3 separate regions of the Mus musculus genome follow, and regions 1 and 2 are each linked to region 3. The links are chromatin loops, found by intact Hi-C in ENCODE. Cell type or tissue: heart. All regions are shown on one strand. Each heading gives the region's core, and the rest is flanking DNA. Links, peaks and the distances in the headings are about the cores only. Region 1 overlaps Psg19 (pregnancy specific glycoprotein 19). Region 2 has its middle 17 kb from the start of Psg19. Region 3 overlaps Psg22 (pregnancy-specific glycoprotein 22).

Region 1 (8,253 bases), core at 2,443-7,442, 65 kb before region 3:
AGTCCAGGGAGGCCCCCTGTGTACTCTCTGCAAAGGTTATACCCACTGTCAGGGACTCCTGATCATGAGTGAGGAGCCCACACTTATAGTGTGAGAGGAGAGGACTCAGCTGTTCTCTGGAGTCTCCTCAGGAACTCAATGACCTGAGAGGAGTCTCAGGGTTTGTAGGAGAGAAGTCACAGTGGAACAGAAGTTCAGTGGCAGCAGCAGGAGGAGCAGCAGCAGGAGGAGGAGGAGTCTCTTGGTGAAGAAGTAGGGGAGGGGAAAGTGTTCTCACCCACAGTTAATGAGCATGAGCACAGGGTTCTCAAAACTGAAGTTCCCAGCTGTGAAGTCCCAAATAAGAAACCAAGCTCGTGTTGATCAGTGACATAGCTCAGAGGATATGGGAGTTTGTTTCATGTCTGACAACCTGATAACCAATGAACATAACTTGTTCCCTGACTTCCACTGAGAGATGTTGTCCTGCACCCCCGCCCTTCTACTAAGACATGCCCTTGACAGGCAGACAGACAGACAGACAGACACAGACACACAGACATACACAGACAAACACAGACCCCCCCCCCACAGAGCGTAAAAAATAAAAATCAAAGTTAATGTAAGCATTGCACAGTTTCCCTAAACATATGAATGTGGCCATGAGCATGCATGGTCCTGAGACATCATTCATTCATTCATTCATTCATTCATTCAATCATTCATTGGTTCCCCACAGATATCTAATGTGTTTTAGGCCAACTTTCTCTAAGAAAATCATGAGCACACTATTGGTTCTAACAGTTCTCTAGCCCTAGTGGACTGGAAGACAGAGCAGTGACTAAAGCTAGAAGGTGAATCAGGTATTAGTTGTAATCACTGAAGGACAATAGACAAAAGAGCCAGAGTGTGAAGGTCGGGAGGCCTCACCCCAACATACAACTACACTGAGTGTGAGCAGGGATCTGAGGGGAATGAAGCAGGGCCATGTAGACACAGGAGGAGAGAGCATCATAGAGAAGAAATGACAACCGAGGGTCATGGAGCAGAGGGTGGTAATGTGGTGACCACCACCAAGTAGGGTAGGGAGACCCTCACCCACACACCTCAGCTGAGCTACGGACACAGCTGCTCGGGACACAGGGCGCCATCTTAGTCAAATATAAAAGTCCTAATATCGATGGATCTCTCTTCCCTTCTAGCCTCTCTTTTCATCTGTGGGCGCCCTTCTCCACCTGCACTCCTCACTATTGAATCAGTGCCAGCCAGCGTTGCTGAAGGGGGAAGCGTTCTTCTCCGTGTTCACAATCTTCCAGAGCATCTTCAATCGCTTTTTTGGTACAAAGGGTTGACTATGTTTAACAAGGTTGAGATTGCCCGGCACAGAACCGCCAAGAATTCAATTGAAATGGGCCCTGCCCACAGCGGTAGAGAGATAGTGTACAGCAATGGATCCCTGCTGCTCCAGAATGTCACCTGGAAGGACATCGGATTCTACACCCTACGAACTCTGAATAGATATTCGAGAATAGAATTAGCACACATTTACCTTCAGGTGGACAGTAAGTGATTCTTGTGATTTTTCAGTGCATTGGGGCTTCTACCCTGAGCACCGTCACTGCTGGCATTACATGGTACCTCCTGTCTGCACTTTTATCCCCATGATGGGGTTTGACCACCGTGTATGCAGGACACACATGTAGGAGGGAAATGCCCATGGGTTAGACTCTGTCTTTTGACTCCCTGTGGTATGTCGGAGGACCTAAGAGCCAGACTGCTCTGTCTGTTGAGGCTCTTGCAATGCACATGAGGAAAGTGTAGAGTCCTCACAGAGTGGTGAGCCCTGGGAAGCTCTGGCGCTGGTTGTCTGTCCCAGGCTTGACTAAAAATGTCCTGGGTTCCAATTTATCAGGACTCGGCACTTACTCCTGCTCTGAGCAGACAGTGAACAAATTTTTTTGGCTGTCTATATCAATTCTGTGTATTTATTATCACTAAAAGGTAGAGTTTCATAGAAAAAAAACCAATAAAACAAAACAAAACAAAACAACAACAACAACAAAAAAAAAAACAATGGAAGAAATCACAGCAACCCAGGGTATTTGTAGACAGAATAGAGGGTTGTTTGCTCCTGCCTATCTTCTCACACCTTGCTCATCCTGGTCTTATAGCACATGGGTCTATGGGCTCAGGGGTGGAAATGCTCACAGTGGACTAGTCCTTCCCACATCAATTACCACTTGTGTGCTATAGATGTGCTATAGACATGCCCAGTGGCCATTCTGGTATTTGTATTTTCAGTTGATGCTCCTGTTTCAAATGACTCTGGCTTGTGTCAAGTTGACATAAAGCCTGGCAGCATAATCTAGGGCCTGCTGAGAAGAGCAGCCTGCTCCAAGCCCTCACTCAGCCCTAGTCCTGGGGTCAGCAGGTAGAGCAGGAAGAACATGTAGAAAGTGAGGTCAGAAGCTGAGTGCAGGTACAAAGGAAATGAGAAAAGTCAGGAAGTGAATATGCAGGGTGTGCAGAGACCAAGGTCAGAGGGAGGCATCATCTCAAAGCCCAGTGTGCATGAGTGTGTGCAGTGTCTGACTGAGGGCAGTGAGGGGCAGCCATGGAGACACTGAGGAGAGAGCTCCATGCAGAGGAAATGAGAGGAAATGGAGGCCATGTTGCTGACTTCCACCAGGTCGGGTAGACACACCCACAGGCCTGTCTAGGCTGAGTGAAGAATCCATTTGCTCAGGATTCAGGTCACCATCTTTCAATGGAGCACAATGATCCCATGTGATAGTTTTTCTCCTTTCCCTTCCAGCCTCCCTTTCCTCGTGCTGTGACGCTTTCAACTCTGTCCAACTGAGGATCGATCCAGTGCCACCACATGCTGTCGAAGGGGAAAGTGTTCTTCTCCAGGTCCATAATCTGCCAGAAGATGTGCAAACCTTTTTGTGGTACAAAGGCGTCTATAGCACTCAGGACTTTAAAATTGCAGAATACAGCATAGTGACAGAGTCTATCATCAGTGGCCGTGCACACAGTGGAAGAGAGATAGGGTACACCAATGGATCCCTGCTCCTCCAGGATGTCACTGAGAAAGACTCTGGCTTCTACACACTAGTAACAATCGACAGCAATGCGAAAGTTGAAACAGCGCATGTGCAAGTCAATGTGAACAGTAAGTGACTCTCTATGGATTCCAGCTGCTGGGTGTGGCTTACCCTACTTTATAATTACACTCTGAGGAGTGGGCTGTGCCTGCTCTCTCCCTCACTGCATTGTGACTTCACAATGGCATTTGGGCGCTTACTGCAGGGCACACATGGGTGAACCAACAGCATTAGATCAGAACCTGCCACCTGTCCTTTCATGTAGTTACCCATCCTGTGCTGCGCAAACTCAGTCTAAGAATGTCAGATTCAGCCATGACCCTTGGGCCTCTCACCATGCAGATAGCCCTGGTGTAGACTCCAGGGTCAGATAAGCCCTAGCTGAGGAAACCATGGAGTCCCCACAGAGAGCACCAGGAAGCTCTGGCTGCAAATCTCTGTGATGGTTAGTCTCCAGGTAACACTGGGAATGTTTTCGTCATTGGTTGGCGTTGGATTCCTGTTACAGCTGACATGGTACAAGTCTGTCATGGCAGGTGTCATCACCATCCAGTGCACATCATGAGGGAAGAGTAGGCTGTTGCAGCCATGATGACCCACTGTGTACTTCTCTGCAATGCTTGCCGCCCCTGGTAGTGTGTCCTGCTCATTGGTGAGGAGGACAGTGCCTGACTGTGTGGGAGGAGGGGAGCTCAGAGACTTGCTGGAATCTTCTAAGATGGAAGGATGAGAAAGGGTCTCTCAAGTTGACCTCTGACCTGCATCTAGGTGCTGTTTCCTGTCTGTAAGCACACACTCAGGATGGTGTACACCTGCACCAGCACACATAGCCATACTCATGTCTACTTTAGACACCTCCATGTGACAGTGTGGGCTGGAGCTTTAACCAGTGTCAGTAGCTCCAAATATGAGAATATTATTACCACTGGGACATGCCAAATATTTGGATATCTGGCTATCTACACACAGGCATCTGAGCCTGTGTAGGCACTGGACCTTCTCGAAATATCAAATTACATTTTTTTCTAACAAGGCCTTAGGAGTTATGGGCTGGAAGACAGACCAGGAAGGCAATCTCAAAGTGATGTCAGGTGGTCACTGGACCAGAATGGAGATTGCGCTGTGAAAACCTGGGTTCTGTAGAGGAAGAGTGAGAGAAATTTACCTGCAACCCACATCTTCTGAGGGAGAACAGGCTTGTGAGGACAGTGAGGGTGGAGACCCGAGGACAGAGTTCCTCACAGAGGAATGGACACACAGTTAGGTCCTCTGAGGGCACGGAGGTATTTTGGTCACTACCTCTGACTTGTGCAAACCCTCCCACCCACCTCCACTGAGTGATGGATCTAAGCTTCTCTGGTCACATGACCCTGTCTTTTCACCCAAGACAAAGATCTCAATATTGATGGATTTGTCTCTTTACCTTCTATCTTCCTTTTTAGACTGTGTTCCCCCTTCCTCCATGGTCCAGCTCACTACTGAATCAGTAAGAGGAGCATCAGGAAGCCAGGGATCCAGACTCAACTCTAGTTGTCCCCAGAGACCTTCTCCTCAGGGCTAGCATTGGACTTCCTGTTAGAGCTGACAGGAAACAAGGCTTGGCTGAGTGTCCATGTCCCACAGGGTGTAGGATCAGCTGTTTACTTCCATGACAGCTGCAGTCATGTGGGTCACCTTTGTCCCTCCTCCTGAGTCTCAATGGACAGGTGCCAGGACAGAAGCCAACTGTTCTGATGGATTTAGGATACTCAGATGAAAAAAAATGTCCCCAAGGGTTGGGACAGAGGTGTCAGTTCTCCAGGCACCTCCTTACCCTCAGGAATCCAGCCTAGGGTAAGTGTGGAACAGATGCTGCTGCTGTGAGCAGCTTCCCATCCCCAGGTCAGAACATTGCTCATACCTAATCTTAAGTCATAGGCAGTGCAATGATCATGCACAGTTGTCCTAGTACAGGGAAACTGAGGCACATCAACCCCAGTGGCTCAATCAGGGTCACACAGTCTACGGGTTGCAGATGCAAAGCACAAGATATCACTGTAGTCACAGCTCCAATTTCTCCTCCCTGGAAGCTTTATTAAGTGTGAGTTACAGAGGGGCAGGTTGAGCTTTCTGAAAGATGAATGACATTTGGTCCCCCCTCTGTTTCTTTGCAGAGCTTGTGACACAGCCTGCCATGAGAGTCACAGATAGCACAGTTCGAGTACAGAGCTCAGTGGTCTTCACTTGCTTCTCAGACAACACTGGGGTCTCCATCCGTTGGCTCTTCAACAATCAGCGTCTGCAGCTCACAGAGAGGATGACACTGTCCCCATCAAAATGCCAACTCAGGATACATACTGTGAGGAAGGAGGATGCTGGAGAGTATCAATGTGAGGCCTTCAACCCAGTCAGCTCAAAGACCAGTCTCCCAGTCAGCCTGGCTGTGATGAATGAGTGACCCCTCCTCTCATGCTATATCAGGGTGGGGGCATTTCTGTATTGAGATGTCCACACCTACCCACCCCTGCCAGTTACAGATTTCCATTCATTCATATGGACAGTTGTCGATCTCTCCCATCCCTCCCCACACCTGATTCTGATGCCCTCCATTTTCTCCCACATCCCCTCTCCTACCTAGTTCCCTCCCTCCATCTGCTTCCTACGACTATTTTTCTCCCTTTTATGTGAGATTAAAGCATGCTCCCTTGGCCTTCCATCTTGTTTAGCATCTTTGGATCTGTGTAGTGTAGTGTAGTGTAGTGTAGTGTAGTGTAGTGTAGTGTAGTGTAGTGTAGTGTGTGTATCTTGTATTTTATGGCTTATGTCCACTTATCAGTGAGTATATACCCTGCATGCCATTTTGGGACTGTGTTACCTCACTTAGGATGATATTCTCAAATTCCATCCATTTGCCTTCAAATTAATGATGTCTTTGTCTTTAATAGTTGCAATGTAATTTATGGAGCACTTGGTACCACATTGTGTCTATTCTTTCAAGCTGCTTGTGCCCTTCACACACTGCTCTGCTTACTATTGGTAGACAATGCAGCCCAAGGGGAAAATGTTCCATTTGTTCTTCTTTTTTTTCTTTTTACATCCAAAACATTTCAATAATAAGGAAAAAATCATAAATCTCAATAATGCATTTCTAATGATCAAAATCTCAAGTTAAAAAACTTCGACCTTCAATATCCATTGCAAGTAAAAGTAACAAAACGTATCTGAATACAATAAAAATTCTGATGATATATAGTCATTTTATATTGAGGCCACAAATATAGTAACATAAACCCAAGTTATCTGTGTAATTAATTTTAAAGTCTGAAATCCTTGGTAAAGTTTGGATCTCTTGGAAGTAATAAAGTTAACTCTTGTTTTAGTCTCTGTAACCAACATTGGTTTTCTCAAATTAAGAAAATAACTTTTCTGCTTCCTTTAGTCTTCTTTTCCTATCAGTTTTAGCAATCATTGCCCAAAGGTCCCCTATCATTTTTTTCTCAGACTTCCAAACTTCATAAAAGATGCAGCAGTTGATAGTGATAAAGGAGTCTGTTTGGGGTTTTGACTAAAATATGAGAATCTGGTGAATTATTATTGTAAAGTCTTTTTGATATATCTTCCTCTGAAACCAGTCTCAAGAGATCAGCAGTTTCTGAACTATGTGAATTAACTTCAAATTCAAAGACTGTTTTTCTCTTTTTATTACTTTCTTCAGTAGGTATATACTTGTTTTCTCTTTGATATATACCCTTTTTAGTTGGTGTCTTCACTGTCTATTCCTTTGTAACTGTTGTAAGTAAAATGCTTTTGGCAGATGTCTGCAGATTATCTCTGTTATCTTTGGGTTTGCCACTCTCCATTGATGAGGAAAGCTGAGATATATTTTGTGGAGGAGTTGTTTTAGAATCAAATTTCCAACTAGTGGCTTCAGGCGATTCCAGTAAAGATGCCTGTATTTTCTTATCTTTTTTTTTTTTTTATCTTTGAGAGTTGCTGTGTTTTCTTTTGCCATTTTTAGTTTCTCTTTTTCTGCTTCAAGTTGCTTCTTAAGGGATACAAGTTCATTTCTGATATTAGATAGTTCAGTTTCCAAAGCGATCTTCACTCGTGACTGTTCTTGTTCTGTTTTTATAACGTTCCAATTCTGTGTCTCTTTCTTCAACAATCTAATCATATTGGTGCTTATGTTTCTCCATAAGTGCTACCATTTCAGCTAGTTTATGTTGGCATCAGAAATCAGTTTCTGTAACTTTACCACTTCATCAACTGTTGCTTTGGCTTTCTCAACCTATCCCAAAAGCTCTCCTTCTGATATCTTTTTGTTCTCAAATTCCTTCTGGTAATTGTTCGTCATTTCTTCAAATCTTTGCTTTATACTTTCTAATTCCAACTCTAATTTACTGACCTTTATCTCATATGCATTCAGTTGTTTGTTTTCTGCTGAACTCTTTTTTTTCAAGGTTTTATTCTCCTGGTGAGACTCTTCAATATTCTTGCTTTTATTTTCAACTTGTTTCTTTAAATTATTACACGTATTTTCTAATATCTTCGTCTGCTTTTCTTTCTTTAAAACTTCACATTCAATGCTTTGAGCCTTCATCTCCTTGCTGTATGAACTCTTTTCTTATTGATTCCAGTTCATCCCTTAAATGCCTTTCTTTTTCTTCCATATTTTCTATTTGTTTCAACATCTGTTCTTCTTGCTTTTTGCAGTTAATGATATCTTCTTGATGTTTCTTGAGTTCTAGGGCCATATCACTTGCTTCCTGTATCAATTTTTTGTTCTCAAGCAAAAGCATGTCGCAACTTGCAGTTAATTCAGCATTCTTAAGTTTCTCTTTTTCAAGCTCAGTTTTCATTTCTTCACCCTGTTTTAAATAATGCTGTTCACTTGTTTTAGTGACAGTTACCTGTACTTGCAATCATGGACTTCTTTCTCTCTGGTTTCCAAAAAGGAAAATTAGTTCTTGTTCTTTCCCTTGTAGTTAATTCTTCAGCAAGCTTCTCAACTTGTTTCTTTTCATCTAAAAGTTTTTGGTCTTCTGCCAATATGTTTTTCAAGTCTTCAAGTTCCACTTCTTTGTTATTTTAAAATTTAGTCATCTCTTCTAGTTCACTTGATTTCTTCTGGAGTTCCACAGTAATCAGTGTCAGTTGATCTTCATTTTTTTCCAACCATTGCTGTTCT
Region 2 (8,253 bases), core at 1,399-6,398, 56 kb before region 3:
CCACTTCTGTGCTTGCCAGGCACTGGCATAGTCTCACAAGAGACAGCTATATCAGGGTCCTTTCAGCAAAATCTTGCTGGCGTATGCAATGGTGTCTGAGTTTGGTGGCTGATTATGGGATGGATCCCTCGGTGCAGCAGTCTCTAGATGGTCCTTCCTTCTGTCTCAGCTCCAAACTTTGTCTCTGTAAGTCCTTCCATGGGTGTTTTGTTCCCAATTCTAAGAAGGGGCAAAATGTCCACACAGAAAGAGGAACACTCCTCCATTGTTGGTGGGATTGCAAGCTTGTACAACCACTCTGGAAAACAGTCTGGTGGTTCCACAGAAAATTGGACATAGTACTGCCGGAGAATCCAGCAATACCTCTTCTGGGCATATATCCAGAAGATTTTCCAACTATAATAAGAACACATGCTCCACTATGTTCATAGAAGTCTTATTTATAATAGCCAGAAGCTGGAAAGAACCCAGATGTCCCTCAACAGAGGAATGGATACAGAAAATTTGGTACAATGGAGTACTACTCAGCTATTAAAAACAATGAATTTATGAAATTCCTAGGCAAATGGATGGATCTGGAGGGTATCATGCTGAGTGAGGTAACCCAATCACAAAAGAACTCACATGATATGTACTCACTGATAAGTGGATATTAGCCCAGAAACTTAGAACACCCAAGATACAATTTGCAAAACACATGAAACTCAAGAAGATCGAAGTCTATAGCAGTCTTAACAAACATTAAAAGTCCAAACTTCAAAGTTTTTTTCTGAGATTCATCCAATCAATTAACTGTAATTTCCAAATCAAGACAGCAAACAAGGTGAGCAGACTCTAAACTGTGTCTCTCCATGTCTGATGTCAAAGAGGTTTTCAGATCAGCACTTGTTTTTCTTCCTTTTTGACTGCAACTAACTTCTTTCTCCTGGGCTGGTTCAACTCCCTGTTAGCAGCTTTCCTCAGCAGATTTCCCATGACTGTGGCATCTTGAACATCTTGGGGTCTCCAAGGCAGCTTCAATGTTATAGCTTCTTGTTTCAATGTCTGGGATCCACACATGATCTTCTGGGCTCCTCCAAATGGCTGGCATCATGTTTCCATCTCTGCCCTCTGTAGCACTCTAAGCTCAGGTTTATCTACTCTACTGCTGATGCTTTTCTTGGTGATCTCCCCATGGTACTGGCATCTCCAATTCACTGGGGACTTGCACTGCAGTTATGCTTCATCAATAGCCTCTCATAGACTCTCTATATGATGTGATGCCTCAACTCCTTTACATGACCCCATCAGTCCTGGGCCAACAACTGCAACTGAGGCTGCACCATTACCAATGGGCTTCCATTACCTCTCATAGTGACTAGCTTCAGCTGCTCTTCATGACCCCTTCATGCCTTCAAAACCAGTACCACCTGGGCGACTCTTACCTATTACCAATTACAGATGCATCACAGGTACAACCTCTGGTATCTCTGGAACACCACTTCTTTGTGCTCTCAGAAAACACTTCCCTGAAGATTTAACCTCAGTAATAATGGTCTCTTCTTAATCACTGCTAACTTCTTAGTTCCTGATGTCCTGCATCAATTGCCTCAGTAGTCCCTTCTATTTTACACACTAAAGCCAGAGCCTCATGACCATACCTGCTGTGTTCTGCTGCTTGCTAGGGCTGGAACATGGTCCCCTTTATTCTATTAGCAGCTTTCTCTCTTCTGACTCTCTCTGCCTTAGGTAGGCTTTCGTGGAACTTGCTCTGTAGATTGACCTTGAACTCAGAGATCTGCATGGCTCTCTCCTACTGTAATACTGGGATAAAAGGTGTGTACCACCATGCCAGGATTTAAGCTTTTCTTCACCTCGAACATGCTTTGTCTGTGGGTAGCCATGAACTCGAAGATCTATTTAACTTTGTGTTCTAGGATTAAAGGTGTATACCACCATACCTGGATCTAAACTTAGCTGAGTAGAATCCTGTCCCCAAATCCCTTAAACTGTTATCTCCTAGAACATAGAATTCAATTCCATTTCACTTCCTGGTGCCTCTTTAAAACTGCAAAACATGTATTTTTATATTTTTCCTTTCATAGCTAGCTAGTCTTATTTAAAATGGTCTTTATGAGACTAAACAGAGAACAACTATGATGGGCATTTGTGATTCTTCCTTTATCAATGCATTTAATCTGAGTCTCTTCACCTTAGCTTCAGGGAGACTCTTTTGTCATGGGTAAAAAGTAGCCACATTGTTCACAAAATACCCCCAAATGGTCTTTACAGCACATACTGAAAAATCTTCTCCTCTGAAACTCCTTGGGCCATTCCAGTTCATTTCAAATTACTCCCAACAGCAGTTTCCCACATTACTACTAGGATGGCCCATTAATCCCCATTTAAAGCATTCCACTGCGTTCTAAATCCAAAGTCTCAAAATCTACATGCTTCTAAACAAATACTGGTCAGGGCTATCCCAGCTATACCCCACTTCCATTAATAATTTCTGTCTTGGTTCAGGTTTTACTGCTGTGAACAGATACCATGACCAATGCTATTTTTATGAAAGGGAACATTTTATTGTGGCTGACTTACAGGTCAGAGATTCAGTCTATTATCATCAGGGCAGGAGCATGGCAGAGTCCAGGCAGACATGGTGCAACAGAGCTGAGAGTTCTACATCTTCACCTGAAGGCTGCTAGCAGAACACTCACTCCCAGGCAGCTGGGGCTAGGGTAGTAAAGCCCACATTCAAAGTGACATACCTGCTCCAACTAGGCCACACCTCCAATAGTGCCACTCCCTGACCCAAGCATATACAAACCATCCCAAGAGCCATGGACTCACACAGTTTGTCATAGACACCAATCAATACCGCTTGGGTCTGCACACAGTGTCAGAGACACACTGTGCACCAAATGAATCAGTGCCCTAACAGAGCACCATCCAGATGGATGCAGGATATTTTGAGCTTTCAAATTTGAAATGGTGATGTTGAACCTGAACAACATGTGCATCCCCATATAAACCTTCAGTGGTTTTGTGTCACCTCTGGGTGTTACTCGGGTTTGTTTCATTTTTGCACAGGAATGGTCTACTTCCTGTAGTATTCCCTGTTTAGGTTTATTAGGAGGACTCTGTGTGGGGCCAGGAACCAGCTTCCTGGCCTCCTCGGTGGTGAAGGGAACCTGAAGAATGTGCTAGATGTAGCTGGTCTCATGCTAATATATCTATCAAGTCAAAGTCACTTTGTGAAAGCCACCTGACAAAGTCATCTCGTCAAAGTTACTTTATCAAAGACATCTTGTAACAAGAAACACCATTATCACACATAAAAAGACAAATAAAACCTTCCCTGTCTTTCAAGCAGAAACAAGAAACAACCAGAAAGTGACTCTCATGCAAACACCTCTCTATGCCACGTCAAGCACAAGTCCAGCCTTTTCTCTCTATCAGGCAGAAGTGAGAATCAACCAGACAGTGGTGCACACCCTCAAAAACAGAACCAGATTGGTGGGTGTTTCTCAGCTCCCCTAGTCCACACCCACCCCAGGACGTCTGCTGGCCCTGCCATAGCCACAGCTCCTAGACACATCTATCCCTACCTGCAACCGGCCATGGATACAAAATCAAGGCCTTGTTTCCAGAAGTGTGGAAGCCTCTGCTCCCTGAACCCTCACCCACCCAGAGGAGGCTCAGAATCTCCTGTCCCAGTGGTAGCCACAGCTCCCCGATATGTCTATCCTTAATGCAATTGGCCACAGAAACAGATTCAAGGTCTTGTACCTAGGTGGTGCTCACAGAAGTTGAATGTGGAGTCACTCTAAGAACAGAATCAGCCTGCAGTAACAAGACATAACCACAAGGTGGTGTTCACAAACACATCAATACTCAGTACAGCACAAATGTTTACTCAGACCCGAAAAAATTACCAGAGCAACATAAGTCATTTATCTCTACACAAGCTTTTGTTATGCTCTGTGGATCTCACAGAAAGTTGTTGATATTCAGACAAATGAGCTGCCACATACATCACAAGTTTTTGCACCACTGCACAAGTACTCAACCCTTCAGACCACATAGAAAATTTCTGATACTCAGATAAATTCTCTAGCACAGCTCATACCTAGAATAATCACAGTGGTAACACAAGCCATCAGGTTCCACACAAACAAATCATCTCAGGAGGGCTGGAAGAGTTCCACATTTACCTCCACACAGGTTTGCTCCATTCCACTCTGCAGATCTTACAGAAAAAGCTCAGACAGATGCAGTGCTCAGACAGGGAAAAAGCAGGGAGTTTAACACAGTTTTACAAACATAAAAATCCAAATACCTAGACTAGTTTTGCCAGCTTTAGGACCATCCACATCAGTAGTCCTTTGTGTCATGGGGGAACTTCCCAGGCAACATACCAAAATGTTATGCCAGGGAAATGTTATCCCAAACACACACAGTAACCAATCTGATGCAACTTACAGCAGGGTTTTTATTTTATTTGAGCTATCTCAGGCCCTCTCAACATACCACTGTCATGCAGGATGGTTCGGTGGTGGGGGAGCCCTGAATATCTATCAGGGAAAGGCTTTATAGTAAGCAGCAAGCAGGGAATACATGTGCAAACATCCAATTGGAAAGATGTTGTGGCCTTTAACATAATTGGCTGGTAGTGAGAGTCATATCAGAAAATTAACTTCTGTTCCCCTCTGCATTGAGGGGTTGCTAGGCAAGAGGTGGGCTTGTAACTTGGGATGCATATTTGTTGGGAGAATAACCTGAAGACACTGGCGTGGTTGGAGATTAGGCTACAGACTGGAGGTAGGCTCAAGTTTTGTTTGGGTGGGGCAACTTGGAGACCAATGCTATATACCAGCCTATTAGTTTACCTGAGTTCAAACTTAGTTCAGGTTCTCTAAAATGGAGTCTGAACTTAAAAGCTTTGGCATCTCAACAGCATCTTAATATACCAATTAGAAGTAACTGAGTGCAGGTTCCTAGAAGCTCTTTGCAAACCCTCTTGTGTAAACAATTATGGGGGACCCAGGTAGCATTAGAATACAGGCAGCTATATCCTATGAGAAATTTGTACCCCTTTGGAGTTTTAGATTTATCAGAGGTCACAGTCAATGTAGACCATCTGGAATATCAGAATGTTTTACCCTACTCAGGGCAGGATGTGTGTGTGTGTGTGTGTGTGTGTGTGTGTGTGTGTGTGAGAGAGAGAGAGAGAGAGAGAGAGAGAGAGAGAGAGAGAGAAAGAGACTGAGTGCATGTATTTGCATACATGTCTCTCTGTGTTTATATATGCTGTGCATGTGTGCATATGTGTGTGTGTGTGTAGCTCTGCCATAGTATCAGAGTTTTCCCAGATTGTGAGGCTCTCACCATAAACACATCCAGAGAAAGATCTTTGAGCTTGAGAGTCTGGCTGAAGAAACAATGGAATCTTACTAGAAGGGGGATAACCAGGAAGTCCTGGCTCTTTATGAGTCTCCTAGAGAACTGACTCTATGTGACCTGGGGTTATGTACATTCTTAGAATCTTAGCTGTCAGAGCTAACAGAGAAGAATGATGCATTAACAGTCTGAATGTCTAAAGAGCTCAGGGAACCAGACAGTGCACTGGTATGAGAGCCACTGGTAGGCTATGTCACTGGACAACTTCTTCTGAGTCTGAGCATGGAGATCACAGCTGTACAAATGCTTAGGCCATCAGCCAACTGTTCTGAATGCATATGAGACTTTACAGGAATGTCAGTGTCCCCATGAGATGGACAGAGGATATTGGTGACTTGATGATTCATGTCCTGAGGGAGGAAGTCCAATGACTCCTCTCCTTCAGGCAATGGTAACAGACACTGCTGATGTGGACAGCTGTCCCTCCTCAGTGTCAGGCCTTTGTTCATATTTAAGGGTATCTTGTAGACACTGCAACATTCCCCAAGTGTGCTGTTGCTGGGAAACTGAGAGACAGGGAGCACAGTGTCCCCATGAGCCTCACACAGTCCACAGCTGACAGATGTGAAGCACAAGTTCTCTGTCTCCAGCTGAGTATCCAGTGTCCCCATCCTGGAGGCCTTCTCAGCTGTCTGTGAACCAGGGAGGATCTGATGTTAATCTTGATTATCAGCTGCTTAAGGGGACATCTTGACCATGAATTGAAAGCCAATGGACAGTCAGAGTTAGATCTGACTGTAGAACTAAACCATATGTCTCTGAACAATTCCTGAAGCATCCTAGGATAACTGAGCCCATATACTAGACAGGAAATAATGTGGCCTCTGCTGTTCAACAGTCACTGGAATACAATGGACAGGATGTTGCTTCATGCTCCAGTTAGATCCTGCATCTACCACAGGGCTCCCTTGGCTACTGGGTCATTGATTTCAAACTACTTTACCATCTACCTTTTCTCTTACCTAATTGTGCTCTTTAGAGAAACCATCCTTGTAAGAATTGGCTTTAGGGCTTCCGGTCTGCGCCAGCATCGGGGAACCTTGGGCACAGAGTCAGCAGACACCCCCAAGGTTCCCACAGGACTTTCCACAAGACCTTAGGGCCTCTGGTGAGTGGAACACACTGCTGCTCCAATCCAATCATGCAAGACATGAGAGTGCATTAATTATGGAAGCAGAAAACCCGGCCTGAGCAGGGTCGAAAGTCCCTTCTGGTCGGAACCAACAGGAGGGCACCTTGCGCGTGGAGTCTGCGGACACCCCCAAGGTCCCCAAATGATTCTCCATGGGATCTTAGGACCTCTGATGAGTGGAACACAACTTCTGCCAGGAGGCAGGTTCAAACACCAGATATCTGGGCACCTTCCCTGCAAGAGGAGAGCTTGCCTGCAGAGAGCACTCTGAACACTGAAACTCAGGAGAGATCTAGTCTCCCAGGTCTGCTGATAGAGGCTAACAGAATCACCTGAGGAACAAGCTCTAACCAGAGTCAACTATAACAACTAACTCCAGAGATTACCAGATGGCAAAAGGCAAACGTAAGAATCTTACTAACAGAAACCAAGACCACTCACCATCATCAGAATGAGCACTCCTACCTCAGCCAGTTCTGGGCACCCCAACACACCCGAAAAGATAGACCCGGATCTAAAAGCATATCTCATGATGATGGTAGAGGACATCAAGAAGGACTTTAATAACTCACTTAAAGAAACACTGGAGTACACTGCTAAACAGGTAGAAGACCTTAAAGAGGAAGCACAAATATCCCTTAAAGAATTGCAGGAAAACACGACCAAACAGGTGATGGAATTGAATAAAATCATCCAAGACCTAAAAAGGCAAGTAGACACAATAAAGAAAACCCAAAGTGAGGCAACGCTGGAGATAAAAACCCTAGGAAAGAAATCTGGAACCATAGATGCCAGCATCAGCAACAGAATACAAGAGATGGAAGAGAGAATCTCAGGTGCAGAAGATTCCATAGAGAACTTCGGTACAACAATCAAAGAAAATACAAAATGCAAAAAGATCCTAACTCAAAACATCCAGGAAATCCAGGACACAATGAGAAGACCAAGCCTAAGGATAATAGGAGTAGATGAGAATGAAGATTTTCAACTTAAAGGGCCAGCAAATATCTTCAACAAAATTACAGAAGAAAACTTGCCATGTATCAAAAGATGTCGTAGTTGGCCATCACTGGAAAGAGAGGCCCATTGGACTTGAAAACTTTATATGCCCCAGTACAGGGAAACGCCAGGGCCAAAATTGGGAATGGGTGGGTAGGGGAGTGGGGGGGGGAGGGTATGGGGGACTTTTAGGATAGCATGGGAAATGTAAATGAGGAAAATACCTAATAAAAAAGAAAAAAGGAAAAAAAAAAAAAAAAAAGAAAAAGAAAACTTCCCAAATCTAAAGAGATGCCCATGAACATACAAGAAGCCTACAGAACTCCAAATAGACTGGTCCAGAAAAGAAATTCCTCCCGACGCATAATAATCAGAACAACAACTGCACTAAATAAAGATAGAATATTAAAAGCAGTAAGGGAAAAAGGTCAAGTAACTTATAAAGGCAGGCCTATCAGAATTACACCAGACTTTTCACCAGAGACTATGAAAGCCAGAAGAGCCTGGACAGATGTTATACAGACACTAAGAGAACACAAATGCCAGCCCAGGCTACTATACCCAGCCAAACTCTCAATTACCATAGATGGAGTAACCAAAGTATTCCACAACAAAACCAAATTCACACATTATCTTTCCACGAATCCAGCCCTTCAAAGGATAATAACAGAAAAAAACCA
Region 3 (8,253 bases), core at 1,505-6,504:
AAAACCTGAACCAAGACAGAAATTGGTAGTGGAAGTGGGGTATAGTTGGGATAACCCTGACCAGTATTTGTTTAGAAGCATGTAGATTTTGGGACTTTGGATTTAGAAAGCAGTGGAATGCTTTAAATGGGGATCAATGGGCCATCCTAATAGGAATGTGGGAAACTGCTGTTGGGAGTAATGTGAACTGTACTGGCACGGCCCAAGGAGTTTCAGAGGAGAAGAATTTCAGTATGTGCTGTAAAGACAGTTTGCGGGTATTTTGGTGAAGAATGTGGCTACTTTTTGCCCATGACTAAAGAGTCTGCCTGAAGCTAAGGTGAAGAGACTCAGATTAATTGATAAAGGAAGAATCACAAATGCCCATCATATATTTTGTTCTCTGGTTTAGTCTCATGAAGACCATTTTAAACAAGACTAGCTAGCTATGGAAGGAAAAATATAAAAATACATGCTTTTGCAGTATTAAAAAGGCACCAGGAAGTAAAATGGAATTGAATTCTATGTTCAAGGAGATAACAGTTTAAGGGATTTGAGGACAAGATCTTACTCAGCTAAATTTAGATCCAGGCATGGTGGTAAACACCTTAAATCCAAGAACACAAAGTCAAGTAGATCTTTGAGTTCAAGGCCAGTCATGGACAAAGCATATACAAGGTGAGGAAAAGCTTGAATCCTGGCATGGTGGTGCACACCTTTAATCCCAGTATTACAGTAGGAGAGATCCATGCAGATCTCTGAGTTCAAGGTCAATCTTCAGAGCAAGTTCCACGAAAGCCTAGCTAAGGCAGAGAGCTAGTCAGAAGAGAGAAAGCTGCTAACAGAACAAAGGGGGCCATGTTCCAGCCCTGGCAAGCAGCTAACACAGCGGGTTCAGTCATGAGGCTCTGGCTTTAGTGTGTAAAATAGAAGGAAACAATTAATGCAGTTTAGCAGGAATTAAGAACTTAGCAGTGATTAAGAAGAGACCAGCATCACTGAGGTGATATCTTCAGGGAAGTGTTTTCTGAGAGCACAAAGAAGTGGTGTTCCAGATATAGCAGAGGTTGTACCTGTGATGCAACTGTAATTGGTAATAGGTAAGAGTCACCCAGGTGGTACTGGTTTTGAAGGCATGAAGGGGTCATGAAGAACAGCTGAGGCTTGTCACTGTGAGAGGTCATGGATGCCCATAGGAAATGGTGCAGCCTCAGTTGCAGTTGTTGGCCCAGGACTGATGGGGTCGTGCAAATGACTTGAGGCATCACACCATGTAGAGAGTCTATGAGAGGCTATTGATGAAGCCTAACTGCAGTGCAAGTCCCCAGTGAACTGGAGATGCCATTGCCATGAGAAGAACATCAAGAACAGCATCAGCAGTAGAGTGGAAAACCTGAGCTTAGAGTGCTACAGAGGGCAGACCTGGAAACATGGTAGCCTTTTGGAGGAGTCCAGAAGATCATAAGTGGATCCCAGACATTGAAACAAGAAGCTATAACACTGAAGCTGCCTTGGAGACCCCAAGATGTTCAAGATACCACAGTCATGGGAAATCTGCTGAGGAAAGCTTCTAACAGGGAGTTGAACCAGCCCAGGGGAAAGAAGTTAGTTGCAGTCAAAAAGGAAGAAAAACAAGTGCTGATCCGAAAATGTCTTTGACATCAGACATGGAGATGCACAGTTTAGAGTCTACTCAGCTTGTTTGCTGTCTTGATTTGGAGATTACAGTTAATTGATTGGATGAATCTCAGAAAAAAACTTGGAAGTTTGGACTTTTAACGTTTGTTGAGACTGCTATAGACTAGGGACTTTGGAAGTTGGACTAAAGTTACTTTTAATTATGCCGTGTTTGGGTATCACCAGCATAGACTCATGTGTTTAGACAACCCTATGGGGACCAGGGAGTGGAAAGTAATGGTTTGTATACACTTGGGCCAGGGTGTGGCACTATTGGAGGTGTAGCCTTGTTGGAGTAGGTGTATCAATGTGGGTGTGGACTTTAATGCCATAGCCCTAGCTGCCTGGGAGTGAGTGTTCTGCTAGCAGCCTTCAGGTAAAGATGTAGCACTCTCAGCTCTGCTGCATCATGCCTGCCTGGATACTGCCATGCTCCTGCCTGAATGATAATGGACTGAATCTCTGTACTGTAAGCCAGCCACACTTGAATGCTGTTCTTTCTAAGTCTTGCAATGGTCATGGTGTCTGTTCAGAGAAGTAAAACACTAAGGCAACTGTCAATCTCAGTCCCCCACCCCCACCCCTTTATTTCATCAAAGGCTTTAAAGTCAGTCCATTAAGAACAAATGGAACATTTTCCCCGTAGGCTGCATTGTGTATCAATAGTGAGCAGAGCAGTGTGTGAAGGGTACAAGCAGCTTGAAAGAATACACACAATGTGGTACCAAATGCCCCATGGAATACATTGCAACTTTAAAGACAAAGACATCATTACATTGAAGGCAAATGGATGGAATTTGAGAATACCATCCTAAGTAAGGTAACACAGTCCCAAAATGGCATGCATGGTATATACTCACTTATAAGTGGATATTAGTAAAAAAATACAAGATACACAAACTACACTAAAAGCTAAACAAGTTGGGAGGCCAAGGAAGCATGTTTAATCTCATATAAAAGCGGGGGAAATAGTTGTAGTAAGCAGATAGAGGGAGGGAACTGGGTAGGAGAGGGGATGTGGGAGAAAATGGAGGGGTTCAGGATCAGGTGTGGGGAGGGATGGGAGAAATGGCCAACTGGCCATGCGAATGAATGGAAATATGTACTGGCAGAGGTGGGTAGGTGTGGGCATCTCAATACAGAAATGCCCCACCCTCCTATAGCATGAGAGGAGGGGTCACTCATTCATCACAGTCAGCCTGACTGGGAGACTGGTCTTTGAGCTGACTGGGTTGAAGGCCTCACATTGATACTCTCCAGCATCCTCCTTCCTCACAGTATGTATCCTGAGTTGGCACTTTGATGGGGACAGGGTCATCCTCTCTGTGAGCTGCAGATTCTGATTGTTGAAGAGCCAACGGATGGAGACCCCAGTGTTGTCTGAGAAGCAAGTGAAGACCACTGAGCCCTGTATTCGAACTGTGCTGTCCGTGACTCTCATGACAGGCTGTGTCACAAGCTCTGCAAAGAAACAGAGGGGGAACCAAATGTCATTCATCTTTCAGAAAGCTCAACCTGCCCCTCTGTAACTCACACTTAATAAAGCTTCCAGGGAGGAGAAATTGGAGCAGTGATTACAGTCATATCTTGTGCTTTTCATCTGCAACCAATTGACTGTGTGACCCTGATTGAGCCACTGGGGTTGATGTGCCTCAGTTTCCCTGTACTAGGACAACTGTGCATGATCATTGCACTGCCTATGACGTAAGATTAGGTATGAGCAATGTTCTGACCTGGGGATAGGGAGTTGCTCACAGCAGCAGCATCTGTTCCACTTACCCTAGGCTGGATTCCTGAGGGTAAGGAGGTGCCTGGAGAACTGACACCTCTGTCCCAACCCTTGGGGACATTATTATCATCTGAGTATCCTAAGTCCATCAGAAATTAGGATGGCTTCTGTCCTGGCACCTGTCCATTGAGACTCAGGAGAAGGAGGTGCACAGGTGACCCACATGACTGCAGCTGTCATGGAAGTAAACAGCTGATCCTACACCCTGTGGGACATGGACACTCAGCCAAGCCTTGTTTCCTGTCAGCTCTGACAGGAAGTCCAATGCTAGCCCTGAGGAGAAGGTCTCTGGGGACAACTAGAGTTGAGTCTGGATCCCTGGCTTCCTGATGCTCCTCTTACTGATTCAGTAGTGAGCTGGACCATGGAGGGAGGGGGAACACAGACTGAAAAGGAAGATAGAAGGTAAAGAGACAGGGTGAAAAGACAGGGTCATGTGACCAGAGAAGCTTAGATCCATCACTCAGTGGAGGTGGTTGAGAGGCTTTGCACAAGTCAGAGGTAGTGACCAAAATACCTCCATGCCCTCAGAGGACCTAACTGTGTGTCCATTCCTCTGTGAGGAACTCTGTCCTCGGGTCTCCACCCTCACTGTCCTCACAAGCCTGTTCTCCCTCAGAAGATGTGGGTGGCAGGTAAATTTCTCTCACTCTTCCTCTACAGAACCCAGGTTTTCACAGCGCAATCTCCATTCTGGTCCAGTGACCACCTGACATCACTTCGAGATTGCCTTCCTGGTCTGTCTTCCAGCCCATTACACCTAGGGCCTTGTTAGAAAAAAATGTAATTAGATATTTCGAGAAGGTCCAATGCCTACACAGGCTCAGATGCCTGTGAGTAGATAGGCAGATAACCAAATATTTGGCATGTCCTGGTGGTAATAATATTCTCATATTTGGAGCTACTGACACTGGTTAAAGCTCCAGCCTGCATTGCCACAAGGAGGTGTCTGGAGTAGACATGAGTATGGCTATGTGTGCTGGTGCAGATGTATACCATCCTGAGTGTATGTTTACAGACAGGAAACAGCACCTAGATGCAGGTCAGAGGTCAACTTGAGAGACCCTTTCTCATCCTTCCATCTTAGAAGATTCCAGCAAGTCTCTGAGCTCCCCTCCTCCCACACAGTCAGGCACTGTCCTCCTCACCAATGAGCAGGACACACTACCAGGGGCGGCAAGCATTGCAGAGAAGTACACAGTGGGTCATCATGGCTACAACAGCCTACTCTGCCCTCATGATGTGCACTGGATGGTGATGACACATGCCATGACAGACTTGTATTATGTCAGCTGTAACAAGAATCAAAGCCAACCAATGATGAAAACATTCCCAGTGTCACCTGGAGACTAACCATCACAGAGATTTGCAGCCAGGGCTTCCTGGTGATCTCTGTGGGGACTCCATGGCTTCCTCAGCTAGGGCTTATCTGATGCTGGAGTCTAAATCAGGGCTATGGGCATGGTGAGAGGCCCAAGGGTCATGGCTGAATCTGACTTTCTTGGACTGAGTTTGCGCAGCACAGGATGGGTAACTCTGCATGAAAGGACAGGTGGCAGGTTCTGATCTAATGCTGTTGGTTCACCCCATGTGTGCCCTGCAGTAAGCGCCCAAATGCCATTGTGAAGGCACAATGCAGTGAGGGAGAGAGCAGGCACAGCCCACTCCTCAGAGTGTAATTATAAAGTAGGGTAAGCCACACCCAGCAGCTGGAATCCATAGAGAGTCACTTACTGTTCACATTGACTTGCACATGGGCTGTTTCAACTTTCACATTGCTGTCGATTGTTACTAGTGTGTAGAAGCCAGAGTCTTTCTCAGTGACATCCTGGAGCAGCAGGGATCCATTGATGAACAATATCTCTCTTCCACTGTGTGCATAGCCATTGATGAGAGACTCTGTCACTATGCTATACTCTGTAATTTTAAAGCTCTGAGTGCTATAGACGCCTTTGTACCACAAAAAGGTTTGCACATCTTCTGGCAGATTATGGACCTGGAGAAGAACCCTTTCCCCTTCAGCAGCATGCGGTGGCACTGGATTGATCCTCAGTTGGACAGAGTTGAAATCGTCACAGCACGAGGAAAGGGAGGCTGGAAGGGAAAGGAGAAAAACCATCACATGGGATCATTGTGCTCCATGGAAAGATGGTGACCTGCATCCTGAGCAGATGGATTCTTTACTCAGCCTAGACAGGCCTGTGGGTGTGTCTACCCCACCTGGTGGAAGTCGGCAACATGGCCTCCATTTCCTCTCGTTTTCTCTGCATGGAGCTCTCTCCTCGGTGTTTCCATGGCTGCCCCTCACTGCCCTGGGTCAGACACTGCACACACTCATGCACACTGGGCTTTGAGATGATGCCTCCCTCTGACCTTGGTCTCTGCACACCCTGCATATTCACTTCCTGACTTTTTTCATTTCCTTTGTACCTGCACTCAGCTTCTGACCTGACTTTCTACATGCTCTTCCTGCTCTGCCTGCAGCACCCAGGACTAGGGCTGGGTGAGGGCTTACAGCAGGCTGCTCTTCTTAGCAAGCCTAGGAATATGCTGCAACTTGACACAAACCAGAGTCATTTGAAGCAGGGAGCCTCAACTGAAGATACACATACCAAGACTGGACAAGTCTATAGCACATCTTTTAAGTGGTGATTGATGTGGGAGGAACCAGTCCTCTGTGAGCATTTCCAGCACTGTGCTCATGGTCCCATGTGCTATAAGACCAGGATGAGCAAGGTGTGAGGAGACAGGCAAGAGCAAGCAACCCTCCATTATGTCTACCAGTACCCTGGGTTGCTTTGATTTCTTCCATTGTTTTTGTTTGTTTGTTTGTTTTCTGTTGTTTTTTTCTATTAAACTCTACTTTTAGTGATAATAAATACACAGAATTGATATAGACAGCCAAAAACCATTGTTCACTGTCATCTCAGAGCAGGAGAAAATTGGAACCCAGGACATTTTTAGTCAAACCTGGCAGAGACAACCAGGGCCAGAGCTTCCCGGGGCTCACCACTCTGTATGGACTCCACACTTTCCTCAGTTGCATTGCAAGAACCTCAACAGGCAGAGCAGTCTGGCATCTTAGGTCCTCTGAGATACCAGGGGAAAGCAGAAGACAGAGTCTGACCAATGGGCATTTCCCTCCTACATGTGTGTCCTGCATACACGGTGGTCAAACCCCATCATGGGGATAAAAGTGCAGACAGGAGGTAGTCACATGCCAGCAGTGACAGTGATCCTGGTAGAAGCCCCACCCAGCACTGAACAATCACAGAGAATCACTTACTGTCCACCTGAAGGTAAATGTGTGCTAATTCCATTTTCCAATATCTGTTCACAATTTGTAGGGTGTAGAATCCTGTGTCTTCCCAGGTGACATTCTGGAGCAGCAGAGATCCATTGCTGTACACTATCTCTCTACCGCTGTAGGCAGGGCCCATTTCACTTGAATTCTTGACTGTTCTGTGCCGAGCAATCTCAACCTTGTTAAACACAGTCAACCCTTTGTACCAGAGAAGCGATTGAAGATTATCTGGAAGACTGTGGACAAGGAGAAGAACGCTTCCCCCTTCAGCAACGCTGGCTGGCACTGATTCAATAGTGAGGAGTGCAGGTGGAGAAGGGCGCCCACAGATGAAAAGAGAGGCTAGAAGGGAAGAGAGATCCATCGATATTAGGACTTTTATATTTCACTGAGATGTTGCACTGTGTCCTGAGAAGCTGTGTCCAAAGCTCAGCTGAGGTGTGTGGGTGAGGGTCTCCCTACCCTACTTGGTGGTGGTCACCACATTACCACCCTGTGCTCAGTGACCCTCGGTTGTCATTTCTTCTCTATGATGCTCTCTCCTCCTGTGTCTACATGTCCCTGCTTTATTCCCCTCAGATCCCTGCTCACACTCAGTGTAGTTGTATTTTGGGGTCAGGCCTCCCGACCTTCACACTGTGACTTTTTTGTCTATTGTCCTTCAGTGATTACAACTAATACCTGATTCACCTTCTAGCTTTAGTCACTGCTCTGTCTTCCAGTCCACTAGGGCTAGAGAACTGTTAGAACCAATAGTGTGCTCATGATTTTCTTAGAGAAAGTCGGCCTAAAACACATTAGATATCTGTGAGGAGCCAATGAATGATTGAATAAATGATTGATTGAATGAATGAATGATGTCTCAGGACCATGCATGCTCATGGCCACATTCATATGTTTAGGGATAGAGTGTTCAATGCTTCCATTAACTTTGATTTTTTTTTTACACTGTGTGTGTGTGTGTGTGTGTGTGTGTGTGTCTGTGTCTGTGTCTGTGTCTGTGTCTGTGTCTGTGTGTCTCTGTGTGCCTCTGTGTGTCTATGTGTCTTTGTCTGTTTGTGTGTGTGCATGCACGCACTTGTATGCTCCAGAGTTTCTGTATGGATATTTCTCAGTGTGTGTGAGTGAGTGCAGGACACACTCCCTAGGTGGAGTTCAGGAAACAAATTGTATTCACTGGTTCTCAAGTTGGCAGACAATGAAGTAAACACGAATATCCTCTGAGATATGTCACTGATCAATAGGAGCTTAGTTTGTTATTTGGGACTTCACAACTGGGAACATCAGTTTTGAGAACCCTGTGCTCATGCTGATTAACTGTGGGTGAGAACACTCTCCCCCTCCCCTACTTCTTCACCAAGAGTCTCCTGCTGCTGCTGCTGCTGCTGCTGCTGCAGCTGCTGCTGCTGAGCCTCTGTCCCACTGAGCTTCTCTCCTATAAAACCTGAGACTCCTTCAAGTCATTGAGTTCCTGAGGAGACTCCAGAGAACAGCTGGAGAACTA

Evidence for each region. Peaks named below come from ENCODE experiments on the same cell type or tissue, not always from the same donor. Only the 100,000 strongest peaks of a DNase experiment are listed, where the experiment ranks them.
Region 1: a loop joins it to region 3, with 13 times the contacts of the local background. A loop is called at or near these places in 9 of 42 quality-filtered maps.
Region 2: a loop joins it to region 3, with 4 times the contacts of the local background. A loop is called at or near these places in 8 of 42 quality-filtered maps.

The regions. Positions count from the first base shown.
Region 1 is chr7:18,787,321-18,795,573 of GRCm38, reverse strand. Psg19 (pregnancy specific glycoprotein 19) reads left to right here. Exons shown (of 5, transcript NM_011964.2): 3 at 1,182-1,541; 4 at 2,795-3,154; 5 at 5,240-6,449. The coding sequence ends at 5,523. It also overlaps the pseudogene Sycp1-ps1. Among named protein-coding and RNA genes, the nearest start is that of Psg19, 7.1 kb to the left of the region's middle. In heart, for the core only: no CTCF peak of the experiment used is centred there; a DNase peak (open chromatin) is centred at 4,683.
Region 2 is chr7:18,777,084-18,785,336 of GRCm38, reverse strand. No RefSeq gene overlaps it. Among named protein-coding and RNA genes, the nearest start is that of Psg19, 17 kb to the left of the region's middle. In heart, for the core only: a CTCF peak has its summit at 3,835 (motif pointing right); a DNase peak (open chromatin) is centred at 5,896.
Region 3 is chr7:18,721,573-18,729,825 of GRCm38, reverse strand. It overlaps Psg22 (pregnancy-specific glycoprotein 22), which reads right to left. Exons shown (of 5, transcript NM_001004152.3): 3 at 6,732-7,091; 4 at 5,180-5,539; 5 at 2,578-3,117. The coding sequence ends at 2,834. Among named protein-coding and RNA genes, the nearest start is that of Psg22, 7.6 kb to the right of the region's middle. In heart, for the core only: no CTCF peak of the experiment used is centred there; a DNase peak (open chromatin) is centred at 3,695.